4 separate regions of the Mus musculus genome follow, and all the other regions are linked to region 4. Evidence: chromatin loops called from intact Hi-C (ENCODE). Cell type or tissue: left cerebral cortex. All regions are shown on one strand. Region 1 has its middle 100 kb from the start of Gm40256. Region 2 has its middle 71 kb from the start of Gm40255. Region 3 has its middle 26 kb from the start of Gm40255. Region 4 has its middle 66 kb from the start of 1700080G11Rik.

Evidence for each region. Hi-C counts contacts between places; a loop is a spot of excess contacts. Peaks named below come from ENCODE experiments on the same cell type or tissue, not always from the same donor. Only the 100,000 strongest peaks of a DNase experiment are listed, where the experiment ranks them.
Region 1: it touches region 4 in a loop (2.4-fold over the local background); 4 of 42 quality-filtered maps call a loop at or near these places.
Region 2: a loop joins it to region 4, with 2.7 times the contacts of the local background. A loop is called at or near these places in 2 of 42 quality-filtered maps.
Region 3: it touches region 4 in a loop (2.4-fold over the local background); 3 of 42 quality-filtered maps call a loop at or near these places.

What each region holds. Positions count from the first base shown.
Region 1 is chr4:127,806,744-127,811,743 of GRCm38, forward strand. No RefSeq gene overlaps it. Among named protein-coding and RNA genes, the nearest start is that of Gm40256, 100 kb to the right of the region's middle. In left cerebral cortex, a CTCF peak has its summit at 2,505; DNase peaks (open chromatin) are centred at 4,315 and 4,568.
Region 2 is chr4:127,687,074-127,692,073 of GRCm38, forward strand. No RefSeq gene overlaps it. Among named protein-coding and RNA genes, the nearest start is that of Gm40255, 71 kb to the left of the region's middle. In left cerebral cortex, no CTCF peak of the experiment used is centred here; DNase peaks (open chromatin) are centred at 978, 2,271, 3,106 and 4,474; H3K27ac peaks cover 394 bases.
Region 3 is chr4:127,590,579-127,595,578 of GRCm38, forward strand. No RefSeq gene overlaps it. Among named protein-coding and RNA genes, the nearest start is that of Gm40255, 26 kb to the right of the region's middle. In left cerebral cortex, no CTCF peak of the experiment used is centred here; DNase peaks (open chromatin) are centred at 3,081 and 3,638; H3K27ac peaks cover 556 bases.
Region 4 is chr4:127,537,975-127,542,974 of GRCm38, forward strand. No RefSeq gene overlaps it. Among named protein-coding and RNA genes, the nearest start is that of 1700080G11Rik, 66 kb to the left of the region's middle. In left cerebral cortex, no CTCF peak of the experiment used is centred here; DNase peaks (open chromatin) are centred at 480, 2,805 and 3,150; H3K27ac peaks cover 420 bases.

The DNA of each region.
Region 1 (5,000 bases), 270 kb after region 4:
GGAAGCTCCCAGGACCTCTGCAGAAGGCAAAGGACCCATGGTTTAGCCCGAGTGATCAAATGTGGAGAGCAGCAGACTGGGCCGAGTGTGTATACCATAGTACTCAGACAAACAGCTAGAAAATCCACCCTAACAAACCAAGAGGGGGTGCTGAAACATTCAAGGCCAACAATAAAAGCAATATCCTGCAAGAAAGATGGTTTACCCAACAAATGATGTTGGAAAATCTGGATTTCCATATGCCAAAAATGAATGTAGAGACAGATTTCATGCCTTTCATAAAAATTAACTCAAAGGACAGGGAGATGCACATACATACACATATACACACATATACACAATCACATACACATACACAACATACACACAAATGCACACATGTCACCACGTACTCACCTGCTGCCCAGCCTGATGACCTGACCTGGATCCCTGGTACCTACATGATGTAAGGAGAGAATGACTGCAATTATCCACACTTGGGTCATGGTGCATGTGTTGTGCATGCATTCCCTCGTGCACGCACACACACACACACCTATATAAACACACATACATACACAATCATACATACATACATAACATACACATATATACACATATACACACAAACATATACATATGCCTACATATACACAATCATACACACATACACAGTACAGACATATATACACATATACAACCACACACATATACACATATATGTATAAGTGGTTACACACACATAATAAAAAATAACTCAGGGTGGATCATAGACCTAAATATAAACTGTCAAACATCAAAACCATAGATAAGAGGGAATCCAGACAGTTTAGTATTTGACAATGACTTTTAGCCACAGCACCAAAGCACCACCCATGACAGAAGTAGCTGATAAGATAGACCTTATTAAAATTAAAAGTTTCTGCTCTGTGAAAAATTCTGTCAAGAGAATAAAGAGACAAGGCACAGGCTGTTGGAAAATATTTGCAAAAGACATATCTGATTAAAAAAGCTATTCTTCAAAACACACAGAGAACTTGTAAAGCTGGGCAATATGTAAATAAACAACCCGAACCGACAATAGGTCAAAGGCGTGGGCAGACACCTTGCCGAAGAAGAGATTCCACAGATGGGGGAATAAGCACATGAAAAGATGGTCCTCGTCATATGTCACCAGAGAAATGCAGGCAGCACGGGTCCACAATGCACAGATCAGAGTGGCCAAAAGTCGAACACCGACAACAGTCAATGCTGGCAAAGGCCTGGGACACCAAACCCCTCGTGCACTGCTGTTGGGTTTGCAGTGTGATATGGCTGTTTTGGAAGATGGCTTGTGGTGTGAGCCAACAAGCCCATTCCATGGCGTTTATTCCAAGGGGTTAGAAATCTGTGTTCATACAAGCACTCATACATAGAACCATCAAAAACTGGAAGCAGCTAAATTGTAATTTAGGAGACAGTAGGATAAGTTGTATGGGGCCTATCTCTACAATGTAATCTATATTTTTAAAGATTTATTTTTATTTTATGTGTAGAGTGTGTGTGTGTGTGTGTGTGTGTGTGTGTGTGCATAATGTGCATGCCTTGTGCCCTAGGAATTCAGAGAAGGGCACTGGATCCCTTGGGATTAGATGGTTGTGAGCCACCGTGTGAGTGCTGGGAATTGATCACAGGTCCTCTGAAAGAGCACCCAGTGTCTTAACCACTCAGCTGTCTCTCTAGCCTCATCAATAATGCTATTCGAGGCTGCAAAGATATGAACTATGAAGCCATAAAGAGACAAGGAGGAAACCTAAGTGTAAATTATTCAGTCAAAAAGGCAACCTCCTACTCTATCAGTTTCCATTGGATCAGATTCTGGGAAACAAAAACAAGCAAACAAACAAATAAACAAACAAAAAAAAAACCCCAAAAGTACGTGTACAGCAGCAAATCCGAGGGCTGGGTGCAAAAATCCCAGCGCATGGAAAGAGGCAGGAGGATCAGGAGTCCGAAGCCAGCCTGAGCTACACAATGTGATTGAGGCTAGCCTATACAACATAATAGAATTGAGTCTCAGAAATAAGCTTGATGTTCTCTAAGAGTTTGTGATGGGATGAGAGCGAAAGCGAAGTGGAGTAGTGAAGTGTCCACTATGAAGAGAAACAGAACACCTGATATGAGGAGCCTGCACTGCCACCTGAGGCCATGACGTCTGGGCTCATGCTGCCTCTGAGGGCCATGTCTCAGTCCATGGCCCTGCCATAGCAGGGGTCTGTGTCGATGCAGTTAGCCTGTTGTCACCAAACGCTATGCAGATGTCCCTGGTTTGGGCTGTCTCCTGGGGCTGTGTTGATGTCCAAGGAGTTCACTGAGCTGGCTTTGCCCCTCACTGGCCATTGCACAGTGGCACCTGCAGAGGTGTGGACAAGAGAGAGCTGGCCTTGTCTGCTTGGGAAAGATGGCCCTGATGCTTGCTGGCTGCTGCAGCAACCAGGAGAGCTGGACCCATCCCGTACACAGACAAAGCAGGAGAGCGGACCCTAGCGGCATGGGCAGGTAGAGCTGGTGGGCTGACTGACTCAGCTACTACTCAGGCCTAGATCCAGGGCTTTGAGATGGCTCACCCCAATATCTACCCTCTTTATAAGGTTAGAGGGCGTTAGGGGGCTGGTCCTGCAGAAGCAAAGTTGTAGGGTCTCCGTGACTCAGGGTAACCCAAGAAGAGTCCAGTACTGATGGTGCAGCTGAAACCAGGCAAATGAGTCACTCAACTGAACAGTTTGGGAGTAAAGCTGTTTGGGCAAAAGGGTGTATATACTGTGTGATACACTGTGTGATATACACTGTGTGATACACTTGTGTGATACACTGCAGGGTGTTTTCTTTCTTTTTTTAGTTATTATTTTTAATTTTATTTTTTGTTTTCTTTAGCTGGGAAGTTGCAAGGGCAGAGGATGACTATGGAGGGAGAGGGCAATAAGTGGGGTTAGGGGCCATGAGGGAAATTTCACAAAGGGTCAATAAATATTTTTGAGAGAGAGGGGGGGAGGGAAGGGGAGAGGAGGGGGGAGAGGAGAGGAGAGGAGAGGAGAGGAAGAGGAAGAAGAAGAGGAGGGGAGGGGAAGGGGAGGGAGGGGAGAAGAGAAGAGAAGAGAAGAGAGAAGAGAAGAGAAGAGAGAAGAGAAGAGAAAGAAGAGGAGAAGAGGGATGAATGGGCAAAGCTCAGAGGATTTTGGAATTACTCTGTGTCAGACTGTAGTGGCAAATTCATGTCATAAAACTGCCCAGACTTATAGAATGTATAACAAAAGTGCAGTCAATATAAACTATAGAACTCGGGTGATAATTGTGTGTCTGTGTATACTCATCAGTTTTAACAAATGTGCAGGGCTGGTAGGAGAGGTTATGGTGCTGAGGCTGTAAGAGCGAGGGGATAGGGATGGGGATGGGGGGTGGAGGCGCAGGGTGGGGGAAATCTGTATACCTTCTGCTCAATTCTGCTGTGGATCTAAAGCCGCTTTTAAGAACCATCTAGCTTTTAAAAGATAATAGAGGAATGTTTTACATTTATTGTATTATGGATAAAGAGTTTTTATACTCATGAATTTGACAACTTAGAGAAATGAATGCTTCCAAAATTGCAAGCTACCAAAACTCAATCAAGATGAGATAGACAATCTTGAGAGTGTGGAAACCATTAAAGAAATTGAAGGTATAACCATAAAAATTCCTGAAAAATATCCAGGTCCAGATGGCTTCACCAGAGAACCTGAGTGACATTTAAAGAAGAATTATCACAAATTTGCTACACTCTCTTTCAAAAAGTAGAACAATGTCCCTGAAACGTGGTAAAATACTATTGTTACGGATGTTGGGTTGGGGGACTATCTTGGTTTGGTTTCTATTATTGTGGCAAACACCATGACCAAAAGCAAGGAGAAAGCGTTTATTTCATCTGAATAGTTACAATCCATCATTGAGAGAGGCCAACGCAGGAAGTTAGGGCAGCAGCTTGAAGCAGAAAACATAAAGCAACGCTCTTCACTGGCTGGCTGTCTTTCCTATGTAGCCCAAGCCCATCCACCCGGCTCAGTGTGCTGAACTCACCCATGTCGATTAACAATAAAGGAAATGCCCCCACAGATGTGTCCAGGGGCCAATCTGAGAGCATAATCCTTCACTCACGGCTCCTTCCTCCCAATGTATCAAGTTGAGATTAGCTATCACAGGGACTTTATCTCGGATTATCCAGGAAGATCTAGGGTAATTGCAAGATTTATTCTGGTTGGGGTTTGTGAAGCTTGTTCAATCTGTTGGTTTCCGTATTTAGCCACATTTCCGAATGTTCTGCCAATGTTTCTGCCAATATTCTTTCAACACTACTTTTTTGTCTCCTTCTGGGACTCCTCAGACCTTTTGTTATCTCGGCACAGGTGTCTGATGCTGGTAGCGTTTGCTCTTCCTGTCTCCCTTCCTTCTCTTGCCCAAGTGGATGAGTCCCATTGTTCTCTCTTTGTCACTAAAAGGAGGAACTAAATACAAGATGCTAGTGAGAGAAAGACTTGGAGATGCTGAAAATGTGGGAAGGAGCCAAGAAGTGCAGGTGGTTTCTAGAAACTGAAAGGGGGAGTGCGAGAACAGATTCTCCCCCCAAGATCCAGAAGGAACGCATTCCAGATGACATCTTTATTTTAGCTCAGCAGCTCTAGAACTGTAAAGTGAGCCATTTTGGTTGTATTTTCAGCCACTGAGTTTGTGGTAATTTGTTATAGCAACAACAGGAAACTCACAGGCAAGAAGGTAACACAGGGAATATACATGTCCCGATTTTATTTACGAGATCAGTATTATCCTGACCTAAAAATCAGACAAGAATGGTCTAAGTTTTTTTTCAAGAAGTGATAAGACAATACCTCTTATAATGCCAAACATGAAAACCCTCAGAAGAAAGGAACAAGCCAAAGCTTACAATGTATAAAATGATTATATCCCAATTAAAGGCCTGTGACATTCCATAGCCAAATGTGGTTTCAAGTGTA
Region 2 (5,000 bases), 150 kb after region 4:
GTGCATCACTCGGGGTGTGAACTGGAAGAGCCTCTGCCTACAACCCTTAGGCCATATTCCTTCATCAGGGAGAAGGCAGGAGCCTTCTGCATTTGGGGGCTTACATTTCATCTCCCAGGGCTGGAGCATCAGAGAATATGTTGGGGGATTGTTGAATGTATCAGAAAGTGCTCATAAAATGTTTTTAATTGGTTATAAACTTTTTTGCCAGAGAGAGAAAGAGAGGGGGGGAAGGGGGAGAGGGAGGGGGGAGAGGGGGAATAGGGAGAGAGGGAGGGAAGGGGGAGGGGGAGGGAGAGGGGGAGGGGGAGGGAGAGGGGGAGGGGGAGAGGGAGAGGGAGAGAGGGGGTGGGGAGAGGGGGGAGGGGGAGGGAGAGGGGGAGGGGGAGGGGAAGGGAAATAGGTCCATGTATGTAGAAGTCAGAAGACAAGTTACACTTTTGGGATTCTACTCTCTCTTTCCAACATGGGTTCCAGGGACTGACCTCAGACCACAAGGCTTGCATAGAGAGTGGCTTTTTCCCCAGCTATGTCACCCCACCCCAGTCATGCCTTATCATTGTCACTTGCTTCTAATGCAGATCCTCAAGGTGACACATTTGCATCAAGAAAAGTATTACCATGTAAGATTCTACACTGTAATTTTTTTCTGCATTTAAAAAAATCTAAAGCCCAGCCTCTTTTTTTTGAGAATATGTTAATTTTTTTCTGCTGTTTCTTCTTAGGGAAGGGTGCTCTTGCTTCTGACAGCACCCCCCCCCCCACCGCTTCTTGCCGTTGAAATGTTATTTCTTTCATGAAATGATATCAATATTTAAGGAGATGCCTTTGCTTGCAGAAAACTTGCAAGTCATCCTGTTTTTGAACTGGTTGGGAAGGCAAAGGGGCTCTGGGCTTCTGCAGTTGCACATGAGGAGTGGCGGCTAGGGAGAAGACAGGGCTGCTGTAGGCGAGTGGCTGTTCTCACTGCCACTGGAAACATCCCACAGGGGGATGTGGGGATGACTTAGTAGGGAAAGTGCTTGCCAGGAGAGCATGGGAGTCCTCACAAGATCCCTACCGCATAGATAGAAAGCCAACTACAGCAGTATGCACTTGGAATCCAACACAGCCGAGCCAGGACAGGAGGATACTCAGGGCTCACAGGTTAGCCAGCCTAGCCGAACTGGTAAAACTTGAGCGCTGAAGAGAGAACCTTCTAGGAGGTTGGCCTCTCACCCCTAGATGCACACGAGCTCCTGTGAACATACGCACAAGTGGTTGTGCCACGCACACGCACATGCACAGGTGCACACGCTCAGCACACACACACACACACACACACACACACACACACACACACACATTCTGAGAAACATTGGGCCAGTCTTGCTGGCCCTGGGGACATTTCAAACAGCTGTAGAGTGTACCTGTGCACCACAGGGAGAAGAAAGGTAAGCAGCTTGGAGCATACACTTATTTATTACATATGTTTATTAAGCACCTATAATGTATAACCCACTGTTCTGAAGCTGCAGCAGGGTCATGGCCGATGCCGATACATCCGCTGCTCTCATATAGCTTCTATCGAGTAACCTGGATTTCTCAGAGGTTCACAGTTTCAGCCCCAGCAGTTCTGGGGAGACCCTTTATGCTCTTGTGAGAACCCTTAACCAAGGAAGTTGCTACCAATCAGAGCTTGGTTTTAGTGCCCTGCTCTGCTATCTTGACCTCTTTGTTCTCTAGGGAGTATGGCTTGCCAGCTTGGCTTGCTTTGTTCGGTTTTCACTCTTCAGCTGTTATGCCAGCAGAAGCTGCGGGCCCTGATGGGCAGCCTGGGCTTCATCTCTTAAACTTGTCTGGTAGAGCTAACACACCAGTGGGAAGTCTCTGCTCCAACCATAGCTCTGCTGCCGACAGCCAAGTGACCTTGAAGCCACCCCTTTACTTCTTCTTCTTTACCCTGGTCATAATAGCCTCAAGGAGCTTTCTGACTGTTCACAAACTAGCCTGTAGGGAAAGCACAGAGCTCATTGCCTGGCCTATATAGTTGCTCAATAAATGTTAGTTGAATTGAAATCTGGAAAAAAAAAAAAAGAAGTATGGGCCATGAGCCTAATTCGACTGCAGACTTCATTTGGCTCATTGATTTGCCTTTAAGCAATTGATTTTATATGCCAGGGCACACATCAGGATGGTGCGGGGAACCCAATTTAGCAAGCCCGTTTTATCTCATGTGGATGTGATCTGCGATTGGAATCAAGGGTGTTTATACACGGGAAAGCTGAAAGTGCTATATATGGATGGCTCTACACACACACCTGTGGATTGGGTCTCGGCGCCAACTGCAATGGCACTTTGGTGCCAGGCAGCTCCTCCCAATTCTCTCAGGCCAACAGAAGTCTGGGAAGCACAGAGAAAGAAAAGCTCGGAGGGGTGGAGTTCGGCACCTCCTTATCTCTGCCAACTCTAACACACAGTGACATCCTGATGTCTCAGTGGACAAAAGCCCAGGACCCTTCACCAGTAAACAGCAGCATAGGTGGGAGTGTCCTCCAGGAAACACTCCCAGATATCAGTGTGGATGGCAGTGTGATCCAACATGGTGGATTTTATTGTTTTCATGCCAGGAACAGCTGGTGCTATGTGGGGACACCCAGGAGCCACCCCAGGCATCATTTCTTTGAAGAAAAGCTGCCTGGTTTCCACTGAGAAATAGAGAAAGCAGCCACAGCCATTGGGTTTCCCAAGAGACTGGAATGGGGACGGCTTCTTATGGACAGCTGTGGAGCCAGAGAGCCAGTGTCCCAAAACGAGCAGGAAGCAAGTACATGGGAGGTGGATGTCGAGAGCAGAAGTCAATAGCCAATTTAGGGAGGAGGAGGAGGCTACAAGAAAGGGGATCATTCTTTTCGGTCCAGCTCATGTATGCTCCTGGTATAAGACGAGCAAATGTCAAGTCACTGTCTGGACACAGTCAGAATGGGCATGGGGGCCATATAGGCTGGCATGGAGGCCCTGAACCCCCTGAGTAGAGACCCATTGCAGCCTCCTGGTGGGTTGTCTCCAGCTGTCAATGTGTGAACCCAGTGTCTCACACATACCGGTGGCAGGCAGTGTGTTCTGACGGGCTCTGACACCCACACAGCTAGTGGGTGCAGACAAGTTCAGCTGCTCATGGATTTATCATTGTCTACTGATGGTGGCCCTGCCAAGATAAGAAGCTGGTCCCTAAGGGGGACCCAGCAGGATGCCCCCTCCTTACCTAGACGGAGACTTGGGCAATTACCCTCATTGTTCATGCACAAGCCCCACAATGGAAGCAGTGAGATAGGGAAAATGTGAGCCACGCCGTCTTTGGAGAAATTGTCCCTCCTCCACTTCAGAGCCCATTGTGCTAAAGTTCCTTTACACCAGCCTCAGTTGGGACCTTGCCGTGCAACTCGGGGGGACTCACACCATCCCCAGTCACACTGGCTCCTCCAGGGTGATTTCAGCATTGAGTGAAAATTGAGCAGATTAGTAAATAGATTTCCATCTTCGTGCTACACAACAAACAGCATAGGAAGAGCACATGAAAGGATTATGGGATAAAAACATCAATTGATCCACTCGCAAGGGATGGAGACTCGCTATGTCAGACACAGCTGTGTCAGCAAACACCCGGGAAATGGAACATGCTAGAACCATGAGAGCTTGGCTGAGCACCTATGAGTCACCTCTCTAGGACCAGAACACCTTGGCAGTTCCTGCCCCTCCATACACTTCTTTTGAGGGGAAGTCCAGGAACCTGCACCTAACATACTCATGTCCAGTCTGACCACCCAGTTCCTGGGGTGAGTCCGACCAGCTGCATCTTCTCAGGCCTGGCTTGATATACGCTCACATGCTGACCTATGTTATTCTTTCCTGGGCACTGGTACTGTGAGCCTGATTGGGGTGTGCAGCCTCCATTTGGGGTCTTGGTAGTAATTTTGGCATACCTACAGTGTGTCTAGGATAAAGATATTTTCTTGGATATAGGAAAGGGACACGGGCTGATGGGAATCCTTTATGACTGTGTCAAGCTTCACACAGGGTAATTATTACATCTCCAGCAGGAGGCAGGGCTCTTCACTTTAAGCACACAGAGCCCTGGGAAGATAGTCATGAGGGCATGAATTCATCTGCTGTGGGGTCATCTTCTAGACTAAGATGGAGTGGGGATAGGCTCAAGTCTGTGTGAATATGGCTAGGAGGCAGTCAATCCTCTGAGTTCAAAAGAAGGTGGTGGGCAGGAGGGGACACACATGTCTGCCCTTCCTCATGCCTATACAAATGTGACCCCCAAGGAGCCTCCAGGACTCTGTTGGGCTCAGTGGTTCCAGTGTCTGCCCTGTTTACCTCCTGTCGTGTCCTCAAGGCAGAGAGGATTCATCCCAGCTCCTTTCTGGTTGTAACTCGACAGACTGCGTTGGTTGCCTTCCCTCCAGTCACCCTCTTGCTTGCTAATTCTGGAGGTGTCCGTTTTCTGGTGCTGAAATACAAATCCCTTTACCAGTGTGATCAAACTCGACTCAATATGACAACCACTCGCTCGATGGCAGCGCTTCATCCCTCTCGCCCAGGAGATCTGCTAAGAGATTGATCTGAAATTGGGTTGTGATCTTTGGGGTGGGGTGCTTAGCTTGTACACACGCCAGTAAGTCCCAGGTGACCTCCCTCTGGTGTGGCCACCAGATGACAAGAACTGGGAGGAAGTCACACAAACACAGCCATGGGGCATCGCCAAGAGGTCTGGAAGCTTAGGTAGGACCTTTGACTGTTAGACTCTTGTTCTCATGGTTCTAGTCTCCATCTCACACTTAGAGCCTGGCCCTATATTCACAGCTGCCTTGGGTCCTGGAGAGGGATGGCTCTCCCTCCTCCAACACCCTATTTATGTTTCAGAAGCCAGTCTTTCTTTGTTCTCAGCTTTGAACGCTCGCTCGGTTTTGATGTTCTCTGGAGGCTCAGGTAGGAACCTCTGTCTTCCTCTGGCA
Region 3 (5,000 bases), 53 kb after region 4:
GGGGAGCAGGCCCTCAGCACACAAAGTGTGTGCGGACATTCCCAGTCACTCTCAGCACTGTGGCTGTGTAACACAGAGCTCTATGAACACACACACTTCCCAGTGTGGTTTGATGACAATGGGGGCCAGAAGTGATGGCACCTCTCTACAATGGATCCCTGGCAATCTGGGCTCTGCTCTCTAAATGCCACCTCTCTTCAAAAGGAACCAAGGTTCTAAGGAAAGCTAGTTGCTCCCAAGCCTCAAGATTGGAACATCCAAGATGTGGCTGGAACTGCAGGTTGGGGACCGTGTGGAAAGAAAACAGGAGACAATTGGGTGCCTTGTGGTTGGGGTTGGAACTATGTTAGCAGCAAAAATACAGGGAACACAAGCTTTGTATTTCAAACCTAAGAATAAAATACAGACTTTTCAAAAATGGAAATTCTCATACCCACTCTATGAGGTTGACATTATCATCCCAAGCTTACCAATTCTGAAAGCAAAGGAGTTGAAATTTAAACCAGGTACAAACAGCATCCAAATGCCATTCTGCAACACACCTCTGCATGGCGAAAGACACACAGTGTCTCTGGGCTTCTAAGATGCCCACATCCACCCTGGGTTGAGTTATACGCATCTCCTCATTTCTACTCCTGTCTTTCTAGGAACTTCACCTCTGGGTCTCACTGAACCACTGTTGTGTTGACTCTGCCGACCTCAGCCAGAGGCCTTGTGCCATGAACATCATGATGAACACACTCCATTCGGAGTGTGCAGACTCCTGGGGGGGGGTATGGGGTTGCTATTCTGTTCTGGCTGATAACTCAGATGAAGTCTGAAGTCCAGTGGAATTCTGTAGGGGGAGGGGTGGAAATAGGACTTCCCTTCCTTAATCACTTCTGTGCCTTCCTCAGTTTGCTTGGATTTCCCGAGGGCCATAGGAATGCAGAGCATTCCCACACTGCATTAGAAATAACCAAGGTGATGGATAGTCCCAAGCAGCAAGGAGGGCAAGCAAGGTGCTCTTCTTCCACTATCCCTGGACTGCAGATAAATTCCATCCGTCTTGACTGGGGTAGTGGAGTTTTGGTGGTCATGGAATTGAGCTGGCTGCCTGCCAAACCCTCCTCTCCCTGCAGCAAGGTAGCTGACCCTGCTGGCTAATTTGAAAAAAGACCCAGAACGCAGGAGTCTGCTTCTCTGCCTAGCTAAAAGCCAGTTGCCCCAGGGTTTGGGGACCTCCACCTCTTGTTGGCACAGCTTGCTCAGAGACAATGAAACCCACATGTGCACTCCTGGAATGTCTGTCCTTTGCTGCACCTATGGTCAGTCCTTGGGAGTTGGTTACAGACGGATTCAGAGATAGAAGGATGGAAGAGATGGCCTCTAAAGACTCTTTCATGCTGCAGTTTTGGATTACATGCTGGGTTTTGAGTTCTGACTCAGCCTACGATAAAGCTATTGCTTGGTACTACCAAGGCATATGGTAGGCTGATACCAGGGAATCTACCCCTACCTACAGTGCTTCTCTGTCCCATTGCCTCTATCAACAGTCTCATCCCTTGACCATCTCCTGGTTGTGTCTGTTCTCTGTTCTCAGGGCCTTCATCCTAGGGCAGCCATAATTGATACAAGGGCATCCTAGTGGTCCCCTGCCTCCATTTCACACTCCCTGATCTTCCCTTTCATGAGCCACCAGGAGATGGGCAGCCCTAGGCACACATCTGCTCGTTCAAGCCTTCTCAGGCTCTGCTGCTGCACAGATAAAACCCAAGTCCTACTGCTCAGAGCACAGCCCTTGTGCAGCCTGCCCCACCCAGCTTCTCTCTCCAGCTTTGTCTCCCCTGGATACTCTGCTGGGAGTCCCAACCTATAGGAGTAAGTCTCTAAATAAGACTTGATTCTTCTTGCCTTCAGTAGGGTGCTCACACGAGCTCCTATTTACCACCAGAGCCCCAGCTACAACCTCCTCTCCAAAACCTAGAATAGGAGGCCTTTGTCTTCTATCACTCAGAAGCTCCATGGCAGGCTCCGTGAGGCAAGCTCACCAGACTTGCTACGAGTGGGTGCACAGGACTCACCAGACATGATTTCAGCATTGAATAGACTTACTGGGCCCTTCCTCTAGCTTACATTTAGCATCTCCATTCTTTAGATGCTGCTGAGATGTGACGCAGGGCAGCACTTTCCCATGATCCCAGGGATTGCGTGGGAGAAAATCAAGATTGCTTTCGGTTCATGTGTGTGACCCCAAGGTCATACCATGCATATTCTATGAATAGCAGATTGTACTGCCATGCTGCAGTTTAGAGAGGGAGGGTTGAACACCTAGGGCTCTCGTCAGAACTATCAGAGCTTCATTTGATCTGGGAGGGCTTGCAAGTTGCCCGTGCACACCCTGAGCGTGGTCACCTACTTTGGTGAATAGAAATTTTAAAAGTAAAGCCACCTCCAGTCATTTGCATGTCTTCCGTGGCTGCTCTCTATCTGTTTTGGGAGAGGCAACTAGTTGTAGCAGAATTCTTATGGTCTATGGATTCTAAATCACTTACTATCTGCCTATCAAAAAAGCTTTGTGGGGCCGGAGGTATGGCTCGGCGGTAAAAAGGAGCTTTCTTTTCTTGCAGAGGACCGAAGTTCAGTTTCTCGCCCCTACCCATGATAGGAAGTTCACAATCACCTGTAACTCTAGCTCCAGGGGATCTGATACCCTCAACTGGACTCTGAAGGTACAGATGCACATGCACAAGCATGAGCACGCGTGCGTGTGTGCGCGTGCACACACACACACACCAAAAAATAATAGGATAAAAGCTTGCACAGTCTCATCAGCCAAGCTTATATAACAACTAAGCTGGGGTGGAAGTAAAGAAGCCGAGTTCCAGAAATTTCAAATTATGCTCCAGTTCATGAGGTATCTCTTTTGCAAACAGAAACTGAGTTGGGTAGCACACAGTGGCCAAGGGAGCATGAAAGACCAGGCAAGGGACAGAGCCAGTGCTTGGATGACTATCTGCTTCTATACCCACCTGTCTCTGCCATCTCCTCCTGACTTGGCACCTGGGTCTCTGCTGTTGGTTTATGTCACTCACGGGCTTCTCTGAAACCCCAACATCCTTGATCAGCCTGTTCTTTGAGAAGCTACTGATTGGCCGTGTGGTACCTGACGCCAGCTTGTTCCCTTTAGGCAGATGCCAAGGTTGAAAGCCCGCATCTCCCCAGCTTTTTCCACACTCCGGGCCTGATCTCTCTCATCTGTTTTCAGAGCCACAGACAGAGTTAGTTATAAAAAGTACATTGGTAAGTTGGACTTGGAAAGATAAAATCCTCAGTGTGAAGAAGAGCTGGTGTGTGTGAGTGTGTGTGTGTGTGTACACGTGTGTGAGTACACGTGTGTGAGTACACATATACCTGCACAAGGATGGGATGTGGGAGTGGGAGACAGACTTTAACGGGGAAAGAAGGCAAAGACCCCAGGGAAGGGAAGGTTGGGCAGGCTCTTTTTTTTTTTTTTTTTGGCAGTGAAGAGTGATTTAAAATCAATTTCCTAGCCAAGAAGAATCCCTCTTGCCAGGGTGAAATACAACGGGAAGTAGAAGAGTGAGGGAGCTTGCACGCCACCACGGTGTGCTTCAGGCATCCATTCCTGCTTATGAAGTAAATAAACAGCCGCCTCCTCAGGCAGCCAGGGCAGTTCTGTCATTACAGCAGGAGCATGTGCCAGCTGCCGCCAGCTCTGGTCACTAGACCGTGGACATCAGACTCAGGAGAATTGAGCTCTCGGAGGCTCTTCTGTCTCCAGACATGACTGTCTTCGCAGCAGGCCATCTTGGGCATGCTCCTGGCATTTCTACCCTTTAGCCTGAGATTCTGAGATCAGAATCTTTTGGTTGTTGGTGACAGAAACCCAATTCAATTTCATTTAGGCTATAAGGAGCTCTATTGATTGGAGTGACCAAATCTCAGGTCAGAGGAGGGTCCAGCCACTCAAACATGGTTAAGATATTCTCTGTGTCTCCTTGAATGTCTTCCATCTTGGATGCAAGGGGCTTTCTCCATAGCTGCTCCTGGACTCATAAACCTCAGGTTTTACCAATTAAGAGGGAAATGCTATTTTAATCATTTGGGCAGTTAAAAGGGAGTGGCTTGTTTTGGCTCTCAATTTGAGAGGGAGAAAGCCCAAAGCCGAAGCTTGAGGTGGTGGTCACCTTGTATCTGCAGTCAGGAAGGAGGGAAAGATAAACACTAATTCTCAGTGCTCCAGTCAGTCAGGAGGTCCAGCCCATGGGATGACGATGCCCATATTCAGGGCAGGTCTTCCTTGCTTTTGTTAAACCTTCTGGAGACGTTCCCACAGACAGACCCAGGGGTGGGATTCCATGATGAGTCTAAATCCAGCCCAGTTGACAATGAAAATGAGCCATCACATAGGCTATCCCCAGATGCTGCTTAAGAAATCCCAGGAAAGGGCCCTGACTGTGGGCGTAGTGTGAGCTCATGCCCTCTTCTGGACCCGGACCCCACTCAAATAAAATATAGGCCTTAAGGGAGTGGGCATTTGATTTCTGGGAGAAGGGAGATTCTGGACGCAAACCAGCATGTCAGCCACAGAGTCAAGTTGGGAGCCCCCTCTGCCATGATGACTTCTCAACGTTGTGCTGAGACCACGCCCATCAGCCCCTGGCCCCTCCCAGCAGCAAAGTTCGGTCTATGCGTAGAGCTCCAAAGCCTTGTTCTTACCCTGCCTTCAGCCCTCGTCCTCTCCTGGTCTCCATGCAGTCCGATCTCTGGTTCCACTTTGCCATTCAAAGCCGTAACAGGTCAGAGGCGCACACTCAAAGACTGCCTTCACGTCTTGACTCATCTCACTGCGCTGGACTTTCCCCAAGTTTGCACGGCTCTCACCTGAGGGGTCAGGATGAGTCCTCCAGTGTAGTCTCCAGCATTCTCATTGTGCCTCTGCCTTTGTTTGTTTGTTTTTGTTTTGTTTTGTGTTTTGTTTTTTTGCACCCATAATA
Region 4 (5,000 bases):
ATGGCTCTTGGGACCTGAAATTGTTGTGAACAATTTCACATGCATAAGCATACAGACACAGATATATGCAGATACACATACACAAATATCTGACAGAAAAGGTGTGTGTGTGTGTGTGTGTGTGTGTGTGTGTGAGAGAGAGAGAGAGAGAGAGAGACAGACAGACAGACAGACAGACAGACAGAGACAGAGAGACAGACAGACAGACAGACAGAGACAGAGACAGAGACAGAGAGAGAGAGACAGACAGACAGACAGAGACAGAGAGAGAGAGACACAGAGAGATATGCAGGCAGAGAAACAGATAAGGGCTAAAATCTGTTGCTTGCTGAGCACAGTCTCCAGATTTCAGGGTGGGAGAAACCCTCTGCTCAGCTCTTCCCCCTCACTCAGGATCAGGAAATCGGAGTTTGAGGAGGAAGGTTGCCGAGGAATTGGGTTAACTCCGGCGGTGCTCAGGGGACCTGGAAACAGGAGGCAGACCAGGTTGGAGTCTGAAGGTGGTGGATCTTACAAGTCTATGAGCCTGAATGCTACTGTTGGAAGCTTCCAGCTTCCTCTGTATAAAGGAGGATACACGCTTTCTTGGGAGCAAATGGGAGCTGCTTCCATCCTGGGGAACAGAGAAGACTGGGAGGAAATAGATGCACAGACTAAAGAGGAGAAAAATCAAGGTGCTGCAATGACCTGGCAGATTCCAAGCTGAGATGGTAAAGATGAAGGATCAGGAAATGCTGGTCACAGGGGACTTGAGTTCCCACGAGCAGGGGATTAGTCCTGAGGCTTCTCATACAGAATTGGCAAGGATGCAATGATGAGATTTTTCATGTTTCAAAATCCATCACACACAAAAAAAATAATGTTTGTGATGAAGTGGACATATCAACTAGCCCAGTTTGATTCTTTTATACATGCATATCAATGCATCCCATTGGGGGCTGGGCAGTTGTAGAGTGTTGTGCCCGGCACGTTCAAAGCCTTGGGTTTAATCCACAGCACTGTGTGAATTACCACATGGTGGCACATGCCTGTAATCCCAGCACTCCAACTGTGGAAACCAGAGGATTACAAATTCAAGGCCTCCTTGACTATACGTGGGTTTAGGCCAGCTTAGGATATACAAGAGGCTGTTTTTAAAGGAAAAAAAAAAACCCCTCTGTATCCTATAAATATGCATAATTGTTGCTTCGAAATCTTAAGTCAGTTGAGAAAATAAGTTCATGAAAGACAAGTTTCAAGGCATGTCTGTGTGAAAGCGGGCAAGAGAGGGTATAAGACAGTTCTCCCCGGAGGAGCAGGGGCTGGGCTGGTGGCAAAGCTTTCTTTGTGGGCCAGCTTTGGGAAGCGGTGTTGACTTGGGAATAGAGCCGTCTACTTGTGTTATCTCAGGATCTCCTGGCTGTAGTTAGGATTCTTCGGGTGGCAAGTTGTAGAAACCAATTTGAAGTATCTTAAGGAGAAAATATATTTGATTTATTGAAAATATATTCGGGTGTCTCCTAGAATTTAAAGAAGTCGTTGAATAGCCTCGGAGGGAGAAACTTAGCGGTGACAGCTCGGAGATGCATTCACCAGTAGGGCGAAACTTCTCTGGCTTTAGACAGTGTGGGAATCAGAGGGGATAAAGCTGGAGATGGGGCTGCTCAGGACCCAACCTCTACCAAGATCTGAATTCCTAACGCTTTGCCCTGGGGATGTCATGGCTGCTGTTGTTGCTTGACCCCCAAAGAGCTGCTGTTAGCGAGACTCATTCTCAACTCCAAGCCTTGTTCCCTGGTTCACATGGATTGGTTTACATGTGCTTGTGAGATGGAGTCGCATTCTTCAAATGTGGCTGCCCAAGAGCTACCCCAGTGCACCCTGGCAGCAGGTCGGAGATAAGGAAGGCTTGGTGCACGATTCCACTTTGCTCATGCAGGAATCAGGGAGTCTGAGTCTGGATTTGAGTTAATTCTGTGGCCTTTGTCTCTGAGTTAGCACTCTGCCCCTTGATTCTCTCCCTGCTGAGTAAAACTGACCTTCAAGCGAGACATCTTGCTTTCCGTTTCCTTACAAGTACGTACCACACTTTCATTTTAAGCATTTTATTGAAATAGCACTTGGTAAGGCACTTATCATGCAAGCATGAGTATCGGAGTTCAAAACCAGGAAGTGTCACTGCGTGCTTGTAACCCCAGATCTGGGGAGGTAGAGACAGTCAGATCCCAGGGACTCGATGGCTAGCCAGCCCAGACTAAGTTTAAGAAGGCTGGTGAGAAATTGAACTAAAGAGTCACATCTGAGAAACAATACCTGAAGTTGACCTTTGGCTCCCACATGCACACATGCATGAACACACACACACACACACACACACACACACACACACACATACACCACACACACACACACACACACACACACACACACACACACACACACACACCTATTTGAGCTTACCCACCCAGTCTTACTAGACAAGAATTTATCCCTAATTCTTACTAAGAAACATGAGGGAGAATAGTGTAATTGTGTGAGAAGTCACACACTTTTGGGACCCTCCATCCCTCCGTCCCTCCATCCCTCTTTCCCTCCTGCCCTTCCTACCTCCTTCCTGTCTTTTTGATGGGGTTTCACTATGTAGTCCAAACTGACTTTGAGCTTAAGATTGTTCTGCCTCAGCCTTCTAAATCAGGACCACAGCTGTTCTCTACAAGGTGGCCAGGCGCTTGGGATCTAAGTCCATTCTGTGGTAGGAGGCAGCTAGTGACTCCTACTTCCGTTGAGTTGCTACTGGAGGCTGGGCAGCTGGTTATGCTTTTTCCCCACCCTGCCGGGAAAGCTCTTCTCTCTAGCACCAGGCTTGAGTTGGACCCAATGTGGGAGCAGAGATGCCTTCTCCCAGCGGCTCATTCTTTCCAGGGACAGGCAAAGGCAATCCCGCTGTAGAGCCCCTCAGGGAACACCATTCTGGGGAAGGTGGATGGAGAGAACTAGGTCCCCACCCCTACTCATACCATCTTTACTTTTTGGTGCTAAAAGGCTTGCTTGCTTGCTTCCTTTTCCCCTTCTTTTCTTTTTTAAAATTATGTGCACATGTGTATGCATGTGAATACAGGTGCCTGTGGGAGGCGTAGGCACCCAGTGCCCTGGAGCTGGAGTTACAGGCAGCTATGAGCCGTCCGACATGGGTACTGGGAGCCAACTTGGGTTCTCTGAAAGGACAGTGCATGCTTTTAACCATGGAGTCATCTTCCAGGCCCTGCAAGCTTTCCTATAAAGATGAAAGTCCTCTTCCTTGGGCAGAACTCTCTGTATTTATAGGCAGTAGAGCAAGGCTGCTGGTGTGGGCTGCTGGGGAGGTGCCACAGACAGAGAAAGAGAAGAAGGCCGGCTTGGCCGTGGTTCGATACGCCACTATTTTCTGCCAAAGAAATAGATCCTTAAAGTAGTTAGGGCACAAGAGCTGTGGTGTGAAGAGACCAGCCTGTGCAGACAGGACGAAAGGCAGCAGAGTCATGGGTGCAGGGCAGGAAAAAGGTTCTTGACTCCTCTGCTCACACATGCCTCCATGGTTCCTAGTGTTTGCTTGACTCCTCTATTCACACGTGCCTCTGTGGTTCCTAGCGTTCGCTTGAACCACAGTGATGGGCAAGGGGGAGCTCACTACCTGTCAATCAGCTCCGTCTTTCCTCCTACGGCTGCTGGTTTGGAATCTCCTCCTACTCCAGACTGCCAATCATGAGGTCCTCAGGCCTCTGTGATGGGACTGTTGCCCTGGCCAAACCATCGAAAGCATAAGTCTTAAGCGCAGACTTGAGAGGAGCTTTGTGAGTGTCTTTCCCCACAGTGCAGCAATCTAACAATACCGCCATGTCTCCGAGGCAGTGGGCTGGATTGCATTAACCTGTCCATCCTTGCATCTCCTCTCTTACCTTGGATACCAGCATGAACAGGCTCTGGTATTCATTTTGGCCATAAAGTCTGTTTTCTAGGGAGACCAGGGTGCCTTCCTTTTTAAAAAATAGTGAGTATGTTGTCAGTGTCTGGCCTTGTGCTGGGAATGAAAACTTGTAGCGTTTCTGTGTGACTGTGATCTATTTGGATCAACTGGTCATGGGGAGAGCCATCCTTGAGGTTGCCAGGATCTGCAGAGAAGGAAGAAGTAGGTGTTCTTTGGGGTAGGATATGGTGAGCAATGGAACCAGCCGCTAACAAGGCACATTTCAAAAGGAGTTGACTGCCAGGAGTCAGTCTCTAACCTGTGTTTTAAGGCCAAGCTCTTGGAGTGTATGTGTGTGTGTGTGTGCATATGTGTGTTTGTGTGTATGTTTGAGTGTATGCATGCTCATTTGTGTGTATGTGTGGATATATGTGTATATATATATATATGTATATATATGATATAAATGTGTATGTGATATGTGTATATGTGTGTGTGTGCATATATATGTATATATGCATGTATTGTGTGTATCTATGCTTATGTGTATATATATATGTGTGTATATATGTGTATGTGTATATATGGTATGTATATTGTGTGAGAGCGTATATGTGCATGCAATATGTGTATATATGTGTATGTATATATGCATGTATTGTATGTATCTATGCTTGCTTATGTGTATATATATGTGTGTGTGTATATGTATGTATGTGTATATGTGGTATGTATATGTGTGTGAGAGCGTATATGTGCATGCAATATGTGTATATATGTGTATATTTGTATGTACATGTGTGTATGTGGTGTGTGTGTGATTTGCTCATGAAGCATTTGCCCGTGTCCTCCTGCTCAGCTGGGGGAAAGTTTCCTGGAACCTACTTACCTGAGACAGTCAGTCGGTGCCACGGCAGGAACAAACAGTCTTCTGAGTCTTGGCTTCCAGCCAGGGATACCTTCCAGATGTTGTCATGGTGATGCTGGAGTCAGGAGATGCTCACCAAAAGAAATAAATCCCTTCTTCCTCTCTCCTAAAGCAGCATGTGCAACCTCTCCCACTGTAGGCGAAGGTGGA